Regions from separate parts of the Mus musculus genome. Here region 2 is linked to region 1. Evidence: chromatin loops called from intact Hi-C (ENCODE). Cell type or tissue: gastrocnemius. All regions are shown on one strand.

What was found. Peaks named below come from ENCODE experiments on the same cell type or tissue, not always from the same donor. Only the 100,000 strongest peaks of a DNase experiment are listed, where the experiment ranks them.
Region 2: it touches region 1 in a loop (2.4-fold over the local background); 7 of 42 quality-filtered maps call a loop at or near these places.

What each region holds. Positions count from the first base shown.
Region 1 is chr7:75,710,278-75,718,277 of GRCm38, forward strand. Akap13 (A kinase (PRKA) anchor protein 13) reads left to right here. Exons shown (of 37, transcript NM_029332.1): 18 at 7,493-7,560. Among named protein-coding and RNA genes, the nearest start is that of AU020206, 68 kb to the right of the region's middle. In gastrocnemius, no CTCF peak of the experiment used is centred here; no DNase peak of the experiment used is centred here; H3K4me3 peaks cover 385 bases; H3K27ac peaks cover 6,888 bases.
Region 2 is chr7:75,565,658-75,573,657 of GRCm38, forward strand. It overlaps Akap13 (A kinase (PRKA) anchor protein 13), which reads left to right. Exons shown (of 37, transcript NM_029332.1): 3 at 4,227-4,374. Among named protein-coding and RNA genes, the nearest start is that of Akap13, 110 kb to the left of the region's middle. In gastrocnemius, a CTCF peak has its summit at 3,416 (motif pointing right); no DNase peak of the experiment used is centred here; H3K27ac peaks cover 1,009 bases.

The sequences.
Region 1 (8,000 bases):
TAGGTTTAACTGTGATTTTTAAATGTTTGGAAATAAAACAAGGGCAGAGGAGTTGGCTCTTCTGAGTCTTTTTTGTGAAGACTTGAGTTGAATCTTGAGAGCCCTTATTAATCCAGGTGTGGTATCATGACCTATCTATCACCCAAGGGATTATGGGAAATGACTGGAAGCAGGAGAATCCCCGGAAGCTTGTGGGCAATCGCAAACAACAAAGAGCCCTGTCTCAAACAAGGCAGCTCACTCGTGTTCTCTCCCTCCCTCTTTCCCTTCATTCCTTCCACTTCCCTCCCCTCCATCTCTCCTCACCCTCTCTTACACACACACACTCTCACGCACACACATGGAAAGTAATTCAACAAAGGTCATGTTCACAGATATTTTAAATTTCTATATATTCTCAAAATATATAATATATATATATATATATACATCATATATATCATATATGTATAAATGTATAGTAATGTCTACAGATAGCATATTATTATATAAAATATATACTATAACTCAAAATTCTGTGACACATTTTGGTCAAGGTTGTTCATATTAGAAAGAACTATTTTTTCCATACAGAGAAACCCTGTTTCGGAAAAAAAAACAAAAAAAAAGAAAGTACTATTTTTTAAAGAATTACATAAAACTCACACACACACACACACAAAATGACCCACCAAACATTTTCTTTCATTTCATAATTTTCCACGTTTTATTAGTAAATTTAGATGCTCAGTTAACACCAATCATTGAGACTGGCGTGGCGGATACTAGGATAATATGCACTTAGTCTTACGGATGTTCTAGACAGACTCAGTGTCTTTGCCAGCTCCAGCAGACTTCTTGTCCCTGCTTTAAATCTACCCACATCATTGCTCCATCTTACATCACAGACAGCATCTAGAGGATCATAACAGAAAGGATCAGGGATTGTTATTACCCCAGTAAGCAACCAAGGTCCAGAAATACATTTTCCGTTTGCAGTCACCCCACATCAGCAACCTAGGGAGGAGTTCGGTGGTTTAGCTACAGCTACTACTGTGCTCTAGAAGTAGTAGTGGAAGAGTTTAATCATTTGATGGTTGCAGCAAAGTTTGTGTATACCCATGTACGGCTTGCTTCTTTGGGGGGTGGGGGGGAGTTGTAGGAGTAGAGGCTTAAAAGCAATGGAACAGTATGTAATCGTCTTTCCACAAGCATGAAGGTAACTGCCTGATCCTCCTGACTTCTGACAGACAGGGCCTGCTATGCATATTTGTATTATAAAACCCCATCTATTATCTTTGCAGGAAGCGGGAGATATGAGTAATCCAGGGACTCAGAATCCTTTGTCTTTTCCCTTCACCCTTCCACCCTCCCTCCTCCCAGCTCATGTTCAGGATCTTCCCAGGATTCTCAGGAAATGTAGCATCCCTGCAGTTAGTCACCTACCTCCTGGGAAACCACTGTGCTTTTAGAAGACAGTGGCTTTTCTTTTTGTTTAATAAAAACCCATTTTGTCTGACCACTGGGTAGGTCTTAATAACCCAGACAGCTGCTCTCTCAGGCTCTGGCTTGTGATTTAGAAGGATCAAGTATAGGACATGACAGAGATGATGTATGTTGATGGTTTGCAGTGACTTACTCCTGACATCTGCACATCCGAGTATCCATCTACTTGCAAATACTAATAGTTTGGTAGGATGGACTTTTCAGTGAAGTCATCTTCACTGAGACCACAAGATTACCCTGGACCAGTCTGTCAGAACACACAACAATTGCCTGAAGAAAAGATCCTTTCTTGATCAACAAGACCACTTTATGTGCAGTTTGCTGTGGAATAACACAGAAGTGTTCATGATAATGGCCACAAAAACTGGTGGGTGGTACAGCATCTGTGTGCTCTCACAGTCTGCTTCTATGTTTAACAGAAAGCCTAAACCTCTGCTTGGGAATGTTTCAAAGTAAATGAATTTAGCAGAAATGTTAGGGGGACTTTTTTTCCCTTGGTCCAAACTGTACTCCTGGTTTAGGGTTAGTGGAGAAATAAATGTCTTTGCAGTTCTTCATTCTGTACCATGTAAAGCTATCTGTGGATAATCAACTGTTCTCTCTGGCTGCCACAAATAGTTTATTTTGTGGAAAGCTCAGTGGAGTCCTTCAGATTAAAGAATTTGTTACATTCAAAGTTTTGAATCTTGCCAGCGGTTTTATTTTGTTTGCATTTAACAGATGTAAAACGACATTGAGACTATTGTTGGTTTGTATTCTGTTGTGTTGGCATCTTCTGGGTGCTTTTGTGGTGAGTTATTTCTGTTGACCAAGACAGTAAACACCAGACTGACTGGACCCTAAGTAGGAAACATTAGTTAGACCTGCATGATGGTTGGGTTTTCCTTTGGATTTCTTCAGAAGCAGCAGCTCAGTAACTGGATGGTTTCTGAATTTAGAACCAGTCCGTTGCTTCTGTGAGATAGGAAACACAAACAATTGCCTAAAGAAAAGATCCTTTTATTTAGAAGAAAAGAAAGTAAGTAGTTTGAGCAATAAAGTCCATTCTCTATCAACAAGAACACTTTGTTTCTCTCTGTTTACCAAGGTTCTTTCAAAAACTGCTGTGAGGAGCAGTTAGCCAAAGTGGCTTAGCTCTTTTCTGTGGCTTTTCTCTCATTCTGAACATCAGCACTGTGGTTATTAACACTGGCTACTAAGAACGTCTCACATGGTTTTTGCATACAAGTACTATCAGTCCAGACCAGACAGCGCCTAAAAGTCCCCAGTGATTTTAAACAAGAAGTTGCAGAAAGAATCCTGGAACATGTGTTTCTGAGTTGCTGTTAGTTCCATGGGTTGGTTGGATTTTGTGTGGTTGGTTGGTTTGGCTTTGTTTCTGGGGGGTGTTTCTTTTCTTGTTGTTAGAATTAGAGTTTTCCATTTTCCCATAGGAGGAAAATGTTTCTATTTGTTCTTAACGGCCATGTGTCCTTAAAAAGGATCAATTTTTTTTCCACATAGATTTTTGCTGCTAGTAGACAAAACAATGCACTAAAGTGCTTTAATGTTCCTTTCTTCAAAAGTCTGGCTGCATATGACAGTTTTCCTGCTGAAAAAGAAAATGCGTAATATATAATGTTTCCCCGGAGATCTATCATGGATGATATGACAAAAAAAAATCATTCCCAGGCATGCAAATTTGTTCCATTTTCTTTTGTTAAATGTTCTCATGTAAGAGAAGATAGGGAGGGAGGGAGGGAGGGAGGGAGGGAGGGAGGGAGGGAGGCAGATAAATGGATGGGTGGATGCAAGCTGAGCTATTGGCTTTTAATTTCATAGAAATATGATTAAGGGTCAGCTCTAAGCCTGTGAACCACTGTACTTTGTGACTTTTTGAAGAATTTTGAAATAATGAAATCATCCCACTTACTGCTCTTAGGCACTGTTTTAAATATAAAGAAGGCCAAATCAGCTTTTTCTTTGTTATGAACATTTGATAAATGTTGAAGTTTGTTTTAAAAAAAGAAAGAAAAGGAAAAGGTGTAGCATAGATTTAAGCACAGCCATTGAGAGAAAAGTACTTAGAGGCAAAGGGCAGTCTGCAGCCAAGTGTGGGCTCCAGCTTCTCTGAAGAGCCCTGGCAAGTTTTCTTTCGTCTTCCTAACAACACAGTATGGTTTGTGGCAGTGTACTTAAAAATATACTAGACATGCCTTCGTGTCTTATATTTTTAATTGTCTATTTTAAAACAGATAGTACAGTTGTAAATCCCATGACTTTGGCTGCTGTCTGTGGCGCTAACCATTACTAATTCACTCACACCTAGCACTAAAACCGTTGTCCTATGTGTTGTGTCTAGGACCACTTGGTGACAAATTTAGTGTTTTTCCAGTAGATACTTCAGTGTGGTTAACAGATAGCCATGTGAACTGCTTATCACTACGACTTGTGGCTGTAATCCTGGGCATAATAAAAATTTCAGCTAGGTTGTAGGTTTGATGACAGTTAACTGAAACCGTGAATCTCTGTGAAAAGTTCTACTGGAAGCACATTCAGGATGCTATTTCTACTTTTGTGTCTCATGAAGTAGAATTGTTCTTAAATCTCAAACAGTGGTCTAAGAACATGAGAACTGCCAATGTCTCTTCAAAAGTACCATTCCCCTCACCCCTAAAAAGCAGCACTACTTAACCTTCTGAGGGTTGTTGAATCTAGAAGGAAAGGAGCAGGAGGGAACAGCTTGGAAGCAGTTTTGGTCAGGACTGTTTTTGTTTGTCACATTTACAGATCAGAATTAGTGCCAAGTTCTCAAACCTATATCCTCTCTTATTGCCCGCCCAACAAGCCCTGGATATGATAGAGTCAGAGTAAAACAAAAGAAAGGATGCATTTCGTAACTGTGATACTGAAATTAGCATTTCAGTATAATGGATGGCAAATATGGTAAATTACTATTTTCAAATGATAAGGGAATCTAAGGAGCTTTTGGGGGTAATACAGTTTGATACACTGGTGGTTTTCTAAGTAAGAGCTATTAATACAATATTATACATGGATAATATAATAGCAGTAGGAACTTTTTGGACCTCAACTTAAAATGTAAAAATATAGCTCAGTGATAGAGTGATTGCCTATATTGTATGAGGCACTAGGTTTGACCTCCATCGACACAGTGAAGGAAGGGAGGGAGGAAGGAAGAAAGGGTGTGTAACATTTTGACACAGTACTTCATCCTTCATTTTTAAAGAAATACACCTTTACAGTTAAAATTGAATTTGTTTCCCTATGTCAGTCTTCCTTCTTCCCTCCAAGTAAGCGTTGATGTCATCTGTGGCTCACAGTTCCCTCATATGAACAAAACTGGGTAGTAGTGGTTGGTTTGCTGTTGCTGTGCATCTCACTTTGCAGTTTGCTTTATTCTCCCCAGTGTTCTATTGTAGAGAACGGAAGTACTGAGCACATAGATGTAGATACTGGCATTTAGCTCATCTGTGGTACTGTCTTTCACACATACTTCAAGCTGTTCTGCTGCTTAGGATACGGGGCTATTTCCACTTTGACTCAGACAGAGCCACAAGGGCATCCTTGCGTCCTTGTGTATGGCACTAGTCTCAGTGCTAATTCATAAAAGTGACACACACTGAACCTCACTAGATGTTGTTAAATGACTTTCCAAAGTAATTGCATCGATTTCAGATGATGAGTTTCTACATTGCCATGTCTTCACAGTACTTAAAATGAGGGTGTGGTGCCTTTTGTCCGGTAGACTTGGAAACCAAAGCACAAGGAGAAGGGACTTATTCGGGGCTCATGGTGGTAACCAGAATTAGACTTAAATTAAATTTGGTTTGCCTGCCATGTGTCCTAGTCTCTTTTACATGTCAATAAGTTGACACAGCAACTCTCATATGTAGTCATGAAGATTATGTCAGGGCGTTTGGCTTAGACAAATAGACTGTGGGTCTATATATACATAGATATTTGAATAGACAATCATGATCCATGTACTGCACCAGAGAGTACAAGATCCTCAGAACAGGAGAAAAACCTCACAAAATCCCAGTGCTGTGTGACTGCTAGTGTTCAGAAAGGGATCTGTGAACCAAGCAGATATTGCAGTAACAACTGCTTCAGAAGAAATGGGGAAGGCCTTCAGATCTAGGTATCTGGCAGTCTCCTTCACAGTGGCAAGTTTCTCTTACCCCACAGTCCATAAGTCCAAGCCTTTAAGTCCAAAAGCATCTTGACCTTGTTGGCTAGAACAAGGTCTGTGGTACTCCCTGAAGCAACCGTACCTAGTGAACTGCTGTCTGATTTCCTGAGTGAGCCTTTCCCAGGAGACACACGCCTCTTCAGCTGTCCCCAAAGACAGATCTTTTGCTTGTTTGTGCTTTGCCTCTGGCCTCTTGGCACAGCCTGTTTTTATGACTTCATTGCAGCAGGAAGAGCTGATGACCTTTCGGAGGCCCAGAGTGCATGGTTTTTACATCAGTGGCCCTTGTAGGCCACGGGAATAGAAAACTAAAAATACTTTGAGATGAAATGTGTCATTGGTAAATTTGAATCTGGTTTGTCTCAGGAACTCTCCCATGTTCTCCTGAGTCAGGCTTCTCAGGGGTGTTTTGGGAGATTTGTAGTTAACCTTTCTTACATGGCTTCTCACTCAGGGAGTTGGGTACAAAAGCTCGGGATATTTGAGACCTCAGGATATTTCTTTTATCTTTTGAAATTATAATGATGTCATTTCCTTCTTCACTTTCCAACCTCCTAACTCTTTCACATACTTTTCCTCTTTCAAGTTCATGCCCTCTTTTTCTCAATAATTGTTCTTAGAAGTACTTGCATGATGTGTGCATGCTCTTAGATATATAAGTGTAGCCTGCTCAGGAATGTTACTTGTATGTATGCCTTCATGGTTGACTATTTGATATTAGTTAACCAGTCAACGTGCTCTTCCTTAGTTCTCAGCATTCCTTAGTTGCCTGTAGCTTTTTGTGTAGGGTTGAATCTTCCATGGTCTTTCCCTGTCCACATTAGCTTGTGTATTGTTTTTGTCCTTGTTCAGCATATATCTAGAAAGTCATGTTGGTGAGATTTTTATGGGTATATCTTCTGACATCCTAGGGAACACAATCTCATGGCAAATTCCCTGATCTTCAGACTATTAGAATCTTTCACCTCGTCTTGGGCAATGTTCCTTTGCCTTAGGTGTGGGAGTTGTTTTGTAAATGTATCCACTGGAACTGAGCTCCACAGCTCTGTATTTTGGCTGGTTATAGTTTTCTGTGATGAGCTCTGTCTCTTGCAAAGAGGAGTTTCCTTGATGAGGGGTAAGGACTACACTGATACCTATGAGTGTAAAGACAAATACTTAAAATATAGGAATTTTGCTGGTTTTAGTAAAATGGTGGTTGTAGATTCTCCCTCAAGATCCATGACTTCAGTAGCCATAATTGCCTAGGTTTCCACCTTGGTGAGTAGCTCTTAAGTCCAAATAGTGAACTGTTGGTTACTCCTACTGTCTTGTGTGTCACTAATGTACCCATAGGGTTATCATACTATGCTGGTTCATAAGCACCATAGCTTGGTAGGACTGTTGGTTGTTTTCTTCCTTTGGATGCTTGCATGGTTTCTTCAGATACCTCCTCTTGAAAAAGGAGATTTACATGTTAGTTCAGCTCAAGGCTTTCTGGGCCCTGTAGACATCTAGATGGAAGACATTTAAATTTTAGTGTTGACAGCCTCTCAGGCTTCCTGTCTAATAAATTCCTGACTTCTTCTTTTGGTTAATCACAAATACATCTGTTTCCTAGTAAAGAACTATAAAATGTGCTTTGGTTACTGGTACTGTGGGGTGGGTGGGTGTGTGTATGTGTGTGTGTGTGGGTGTGTGTGTGTGTGTGTGTGTGTGTGTGTGTGTGCACTCCTGCACATATGCTCTGTCACCTCCTTGCAGCAGTAGTGAGTAGCAGAGTCCAGGGTCTATCAGTTTCTTGTTGTGACCTTCCTTATGCTTCCTTTCCAGGCTGTGGTGCTTTTGTCCACAAAGGCTGCAGAGAAAATCTAGCCTCCTGTGCAAAGGTCAAAATGAAGGTAAGATAGTTCTAGCTGTTAGAATACTCAAGATCCATGGGCTTAAAAATACCAAAATCAGCTGGTCATGGTGGTTGCACACTTTTAATCACAGCACTTGGGAGACAGAGGCAGACAGATATCTATATGTAAGGTGAGCCTGGTCTACAGAGTGAGTTCCAGAACAGCCAGGGCTACCCAGAGAAACCCTGTCTCAAAAATCAAAGCAAAAAAAAAAAAAAAAAAAAAAAAAAAGTAAAATCTCCACATGTTAGAATTTAGATTGTAGTGGGTATTTTTTATTTGTTTTAATCATTTGGTGACAAATTTGAAAACAAATTAATCTAAACATAGTTGCTTATTAAAATGATCAATCACCTTCTTGATTAATACACTCAAGAATTTGAGACATTGAATAAAGAAAATGCTGAGCCAGAGACCAATCTTATAATCCCAGGACT
Region 2 (8,000 bases), 140 kb before region 1:
CGGCCATCATTGGAAAGAGAGGCCCATTGGTCTTGCAATCTTTATATGCTCCAGTACAGGGGAACGCCAGGGCCAAGAAGTGGGAGTGGGTGGGTAGAGGAGTTGGGGGGTATGGGGGACTTTGGGATAGCATTGGAAATGTAAATTAAGAAAATATGTAATTTTAAAAAATGTTTAAAAAAGTTTTCTCTGTTTTTGGAGCCTTTCAGATTTCTTGACTAGGCAAGCTCCATGTATAATGTTGGTGCTGTTGGAATGACGGCCGATGCAGTTGCTGCAAGTGCTTTTTTTTCATTTCTTTTTTAATCAGTCATTGGATTCCTTCAGTAATCTCATGAGCTAAGCAGCATTACTGTCCTTCTTTACAGCGCAGGGTATGTAAGTAACATACTGCCAAGTTGAAACAGGTAAAAGGGCAGCGCCTTAGCTGGGCCTGCTGTGGAAATTATTCACCTTCCTGCCTTTTGCTGACCAGGTGGAAGGACTTGTTGCTTCTAAAGGGGAATAAAAAGCTCTCATAATGGTTACTGTCAACCATTGTCAACTTGATAGAATTTAGAATCACTTGGGATATGAGCCTCTTTTACCTATGGAGATTATCTTGATTATATGAATTAAGCTGGCGAGACCAGCCCACTGTGGGTGGCACGGTTCCCTGACTTAAAGGGAGAAAGTGAACTGAGCAGTAGTAGTTTGTAAACATTTGTAAACATTTGTTTGCTTTTTGTTTGATGGAATGTAACCTGCTGCTTCACGCTCCTGCCTCTGTGACTTCTCTCCCATGATGTATTGTAACCTGGAACTGAGCTAAAGAAATAGCCCTTTCTCCCTTAAGTTACTTTAATCAGAATTATTTTATCACAACAGGAAAAGACAGCCCTTGTTTTGTAGCATTTGGCAATTTTAGTAACATAATTTTGCCTTTAAGGGTTGATTTTAAGCTTTCCCTCCCTTTTTACTGAGGCTGAATTGGCAAGCAATGAATCCTGGGAAAAAATGTTAGTAGCACACTATTATGTAAATGTTCTTCCATATGCAGACCATAATGTAAATCTCAAGATATTATAGTATGATGTAGCCTTAATAATACAGGGCTTTTAGGTATTATATATGCTTTTAATTAATCTATTTTAGTTATTTGTAAGTTTAATTTCTAATAATAATTGTGCTCTGCAGTTGGCTTATAGAATTCCCAGAAATTTAACAGCTGACTCTCATGAGTTGGCCCAAGCTATTGCCATAGTCATCTTACTGCTGACCAAACTTACCTTCTGATATGTGTGGCCAACATTATATAAGACATCAGTGATTTCTCTCTTTTACCATTTCTTCCCCCCAAATTTCCTTCTTCATTTTCCTGTATCTCTATTTACCCTGTTTCCCACATACTGTCTCTTCAGTCCACTTCTACAGTATAATTAATTCACTTCTGAAATGCATAGCTCTTTTCCATTCTATTACTTCCTTCCCCCAAGTTATTCCTGCTTATTGAAGAAAGGTCCTAGGTGACTAGTATTTTGTGGAATAGAGTCTTTGCCAAGGTCTTGTAGAGAGGCAATCTTTGGTATGGAAAAAGAACACATATTCTTGGAGTTCTGGTGGAGAGTCAGAGTTAAAACAGTTTTTATCTAAATCATAAGGTAATTCTTGCATTGCTACTACTACAGTAACTTCTGTATAAGTAAGTAAAAGATGTGGGCAACTGAGACGTCCCACCATTTATAATTCTTTAGTTTTTTTTAAATCCTTATATTAAAAACCCATTTTTATGGATAATTAAGCAGTTTTTTTAATCACTATACATTTTTATTTGGGAGATCATCTATGCTTATAAGATAATGCCTAATATAGACTACCTTTCTCATTAGTTATTGTGAAATTATGGCCCTAAAAATGATCAAACTCAAGTATACACTTCTCATTAATGAAGAGAGGGAAATTTTTGTCTTTGTAAGGGCTGCACTGTTTCTTAGGCTTATGTTGCTGGAGATTGATGGCATAGGTGCAGTCTTTTCTTGTTGTTGGGTCTGACTAAAATAGTAATTGAGAATATCTTGACCATTATTTTTGTTATTCAGCTCATCTGTGTAGTTAGCAGTGTGGCAGACTTGTTAGCTGTTCAACCAGACTCGTCAACCTGTGTATTCTGAGAGTTGGGCCTAGTTTTGAACAACAGAGTGATCGATCAGAGCTTCTCTCACAGAGAGTAGAGATCAAGTAACCAGTCACCTGGATAAAAGTTCTGACGGAGATCTGAGACTCTTCTCCTACATACAACCAAGCCCGCGTGCTTGATCTTTCAGAGTCATCTCCAGTAACACTAGGTAACTCGTGAACTTCCATAAAATAGGAGTTCTATGCACCTGGGAAATGTGGAGTGTGTTTGCTCTCTGTTACTATTAGAGGGAATCAACTACATTTAGTTCCAAGTGCCTTTGGAACTCAGCCTTTGAATTGCCTTGAGGTTAGTAAAGCTTTGTTCTCTTCTCTTGGGTATAGGTTAAAAGTATGAAAACAATTCAGAATTTAGTAATTTTGTATTAATGCTTTGTTAAAAGGATGTCAGTTGCTTTTGTCAGCCACCTCTTGCCCTCATTGAAAGGAAGCCCCAAATTAACTAGTAAGGGCACAGACAGAACCTCAGCAAGAAGACCCTCCTCATGTGAGAGAAGTTCTGGGGTCTGAAAAGAAGGATTCTGTCTTAGAGTGCCAGTTTAGAAATCTAAGTTAGAAATTTCAGTTAGAAATGCGAGTGGACTTCCTCTCGTGTGAAGGTGTAGGCAAGCGTGTAAGTGTGGATGAATGGGCACAGCTGTGGCATGGAGTTACGTAACAAAGCAAGCTAGAGGCAGAGGGTGTGGGCCATAGGTCTTAGTTTCCAGCACATGAAGGAAAAGATGAAACTTCTCTGGTTTTATTTGTAGAACATGAGGGGTCTTCAGTACCTACAGAGAATGGACTGTTCTCATTGTGCCTCAGACATTCAAGCTGATTGGCTCATACTAAAGGATGACATTTCTCTGGTTTAAGCCTTTTAAAATCATTTCCAGAGAACGGCGTGTATGTAAGGCCAAACTACAATTTGGAGTAGTGATCAAAACTAATGATAATTCATTTCTGACCATAATAGCTCTGTGTTATGGTGCTTTGGAGTGTTCCAGTTATAGCCAAATAAGTTATGGCTTATTTGGGGTTATGGTTCATTCTGACTTATGTGTCGAATTCGGTGGACTTGAGCACTGGGTATAAAATAAAAACAACATTTATGCTCCAGGAAACACTTTGAACTCAGTCTATAAAGTCAACATGCTCTTAACATTTATTAAACTTAACCTTAGGTTTGATGATATAATTTTAAGTTTTCAGCATATATCAAAATGCTGCCTTCTCTACTGATTCTGGGTTTAGTAATGTGGCCACAGGGTGGCATGATTCCCTTACATACCTTGTTGTTGATTAAAATGAAAAAGATGAAGACATACAAATTAAATGATAATTCTTTCCCCAATTTTATGTTAAAATGTCCAGGTTTTTTTTTCCTAAATTGATGTTTCTGTACTTCATTATTAAGATTTGAAGAATATTAAATCTCAGTACCCTAAGCTTTGATGTGTTAAAGGTTTTTTCCCTGTTCTTGTTAGCTTATGGTTATAGCACAAATTATGTTTATATTTGAGAAGAATGCTAATTAGGGCTGCATGTCACAGTGTATATTTAACTACAAGCTTTAGCTTTTTTTTTTAAAGCCAACTTATAAAAACTGATAGAGTATTTGAAACTGGCAGACAAAGATGTTTGTCATCCTCAATAGTTGTGAAGTTGTTTGCATAGTTACTGGCATGACACTTACCTCGTTTTAAAGGCTTCCTGGAAGGCTGAGTGAAGGAGGAGAACAGGGATGTCAGATGATCGAGAGGCACAGGCTATTCAAAGTGACCTTTTATTTAAATAGATGGGAAGTCCACTCTGCTCATGAGTTTCATATAGCAACTCTAAAGGCAGAAGGGTTGTTTCCATTTATACAAGTCCAGGAAAGTTAAGTTTGATGGATCTAAGTCAATCTTTGTAGGTGGAGTTTGAATGCACACGTTACCATTTCAAAGCAGATCTATATACCCTCACCTTTGTTGGGAAATGGATAGACTTAGTAGTAATTTATGAGATGTAAAATTTAGCAGGCTCCCAATAGGAACCTTACTAATACAGACTTGTGGACTCTTTTCCAGGGCGATTGTGTTGTTACAGTATTGCTTGCTGAAGAGGACAAAGTTGAAGATGATGCTATTTTTTACTTGATATTTTCTGGCTCTACCCTCTATCACTGCACAAGTACCCGGAAAGTCAGTTCTGATACGTTGGAGACAATTGCTCCTGGTAAGTATCTAAATGGTGTCTTTTCTAGCCTTCATCAATTATTTGTAATTTTGCTCTTTATTTTGAGACCAAGTTTGGTAGCAAACAGCTAAACCTGGGCGTGAAACTCTGTTTCTTACCTCAGCCTCCTGAGTGCTGGGATTGCTGGCCTATATAATATACTGGGCTTCTTTATTCTTGGTGGGGACGGGGACACACGCACACATATTTGGTTAGTATAGAGTAATAGAAGGAGCAAAGCAGAGTGCTCACCTAACAGCTGTTGTTAGATCTTTAAGTATATTGCTAGTGCTTTTGTTTGCTCCACACACGTATGAACCTACCTAGAAGTAAAGTGACATTACAAATTGAAGGGTATCAGTATTAGGATCAGCAAAAAAAAAAAAAAAAAAAAAAAGGAACAAACCCACTAATTTGTTAGAGCTTGAGAAAACTGAGAGCTACATGGGAGGTATACATTCTCATGTGATTATCATGATGATGCTTCAGAATTTATTTTATTGTGAGTTTCACAGTGACAAAACCAAAACAGAAAACCTAATTAATAATACATACCTCATGTCTGGGGTGCACAGTGTCTTTGTTAATCCTGAGATTTGAAAGAGAAAGACTAATTCTACCATTATTCTTTAAGGAGAAATAATGAAGCTATCAACATTATATAGAGTATTCCTCCAAATTTTGAAGCAAGCTTTATTAAATATTAAATACTGACTTGGTGAATTCTGGCCGGGTCCACTCCCTGGAATTCCTAGCTGAGAGGCCCACGACACTTGTTGTATGTCTTTTTATGGACAAAACCATTCAACCACTGTATTTTCCCATGGCTTCATTGTTATTTTCTAAGAACTGCAGCTCCCAGAATACAGAAGTTACCTCCCTTGCGTAGGTGGGGTTTATGGGTTAATTTTGGGTCTTACATATTTTACATAAAGGCAATGCCTTGGACTTACAAGCCATAGAACACTATGGAGTGCTGGGCTACTTACCACTGCATTTATAAATGTAAACACGATTTAAGAAATCAATTACTAGTCATCGGGGCACTGCTATCAACTTCCTGTTGGGAAGGGAGAAGGGTTCTCTAACTAGGAGTCAGTCCCTGGGTAGACTCCTGCCAGGAAGTGAAATGAGATTAGTCGTATGGATTCATTTCTTCTTAATTAGAATTTGTGATTAAAATTAACCCCCATTGTGTGTGTGTTTCCCAGGAGCGCCCTAGCCACACCCTCTATGGGTGTCTATTTGTGTTTCTTGATCCTGAATACTGCTGCCCTAGTGTTCTAATCTGACCAGAGTCAGCATTGCACTCTGATACTATTTTTGTCATTCTTGACTCATCCATTCACTTGTAGCTCAGAATACTCAATTTTTATTCTCTTTTATCAGCTTTTCCCTTACTGAGGTCTTCTATTCTCTATTGTTCTTACTGATTCAAATTTTCTCTCCTCAATAGCCTCATTATTCCTCCACTCGCCTAATTTCATTGATTTTTGATAGGAAGTGCCCAGTTATGTCAGAGTTCAGAAAGACTCTCGTGTACCCACTGGAGGGTAGGGGTAATTGTGGCATCACTTCAGCATGCGGATCTCTGTTGTACTCTGGATGGTGTGTGAGAAACTGGTAGAGTCTCCCAGCTGCATCCCCCTGCTTTGGTCATCATGTTTGAGACTTTTTGTTTACTTGCCTCTTTCAGCTACTGTCATTGGATTCTTGTAACATTTTGTAATTGAGGAGTGGAGATGGATATTGAAGGCTGTGGGTCGGGTACAGAACCCACACAACTTTTAACACCTCATTCATATCATGGGATTAACTTTATAACCCAGGATCAAACTGGCTTCGGTCCGCTCTTGCGGTCATCTTAGACTTGTGTTTTTCCTTCCCTTAGGAACTTCCTCAGCATGCTTTTTCTAAAAGCACTCCAGTGTATCTGCACACCGGCCTACTTCCTGGACATGCTCGAACACTTTTCTATGCAGTTAGCTTCCCATTCACTGCATGTTTAGCCCATCGCCCTTTTATTTCAGCTAAAGTGTTAGCTTCATAAGGGCACGGGTTTGTTTTGCATGCCCGTGTATGTTAATTCAGCTTTTCTAGGAATCCCTGCTGCTTGGTGGACATTGTTTCACCTGAGCAGACATTCTAGAAAGGTGCCTGTCTTACCCTCCCTTCCTCTTCCCTCTTTGGGGAACTACAAAAGGAGTTTAATTTCTTGAGTTGAATTCTTAGCCTGTCACCAAGTCTGTGTCTCTTCCCGGGGGTGACTTTGATGGTTTCCGTGAGTCAGTGATAGTGATAGCCTCCGACTTCCTGTCTGTTGAGGGCCCTTGTCGGCCAATCAGAATTCTTGATAGAAGTCTGTACAGTGCTTTGGCATTGCAGTTACTGGATAAATAGTCACTGGTTTTTTTGTTTTGTTTTTTTTTTTTTCTTTTTTTTGGTAGCAGGTGTTCCTGATAGGGCTGTCTCTGTGCCCTTTCTGCTTATTCTAGGGTGAGCCCTGCCATTTCCAGTCATCTGAGTTCTAAGAAGAAAAAGCTTTGTGCCTTGTTCTCCCCTTTAATGTCATGCTTTATTCAGATAGCTGGCTTTGGTTTTTCTTTGAGTTCTCTGTATGATTCATTGTCTGTGTTTTGCTACATTTAGTTCTTACTAAAACCAGATGATTGATTGACCTTCAGAAAGCAGCTACATTTTCATGCTAGTCTGTCACCTTTTATCAAATATTTTCTGTAAATAGGTTGGAACAATGAGACATTTCTAAATTATAGGAAAAATTCTTCCATCATGTAAAACAGTTATAAGCGTCCTCCTCTTCTAATGTTCGTCTTTTGTGGGAAAAGGTATTTTGAGAGGATCTCGTTGTCACCACCCTGTCCCACCTTTGAGCACTGAGATTACATGGGTGAGCCACCAGGACTGACTTATTTTCTCCTTTGTGTGTGTGTTTCTGATAAGAATCTTACAGTAAAAGGAGATTATAAAGCAGGACGATTAGGCGGCTAAGACCGTCCTCCGCCACTTAACAAGTTTGAGAATGATCCAGGCTATATGAAATCCTGATTCAAAAGGAAAAGGGAAACTATAAAGAAGTTATAAAGGCTTTTAAAGCAGTTTTTATTGCTTTCCTTTCTTCTATTGAAGTCTGGAGATATAATATAGTTCATCTTGAGATAAATAGCATAGAGACTCGTCTACTTTTTATGTTTTTGGATATTTGAATGCCTTATAAAGCGCATACTATGTATGGTATATAGTGACATTTAATGAAAATATTTCAAAGACTTTGAAACAATTTCTTATTCTTAAAATTAAACTCATCTTTACAGTAATTAACATTAGAGACTGGCCGCAATTCATAATAAAATGCTCCATTCAAAATAACTTTGAGGCTAGAGGGAGTCAGAAGGTAAAAATGCTTGTTATACAAGTCTGACTACCTGAGTTTGCTCTCTGGAATCCAGGATGGGAAGAGAGACTTGGCTTCCATACGCAGCCTTCTGACCTTCCTCAGCATCCCTGCTTTCTCCTCCTCCAGTAATAGAAAGTGAACAAAATTTAGAGACTTTCAAATGGCTGCTTGAAGAATATCATTTCAGTTTTATTGAGCCATCTATCTTAAA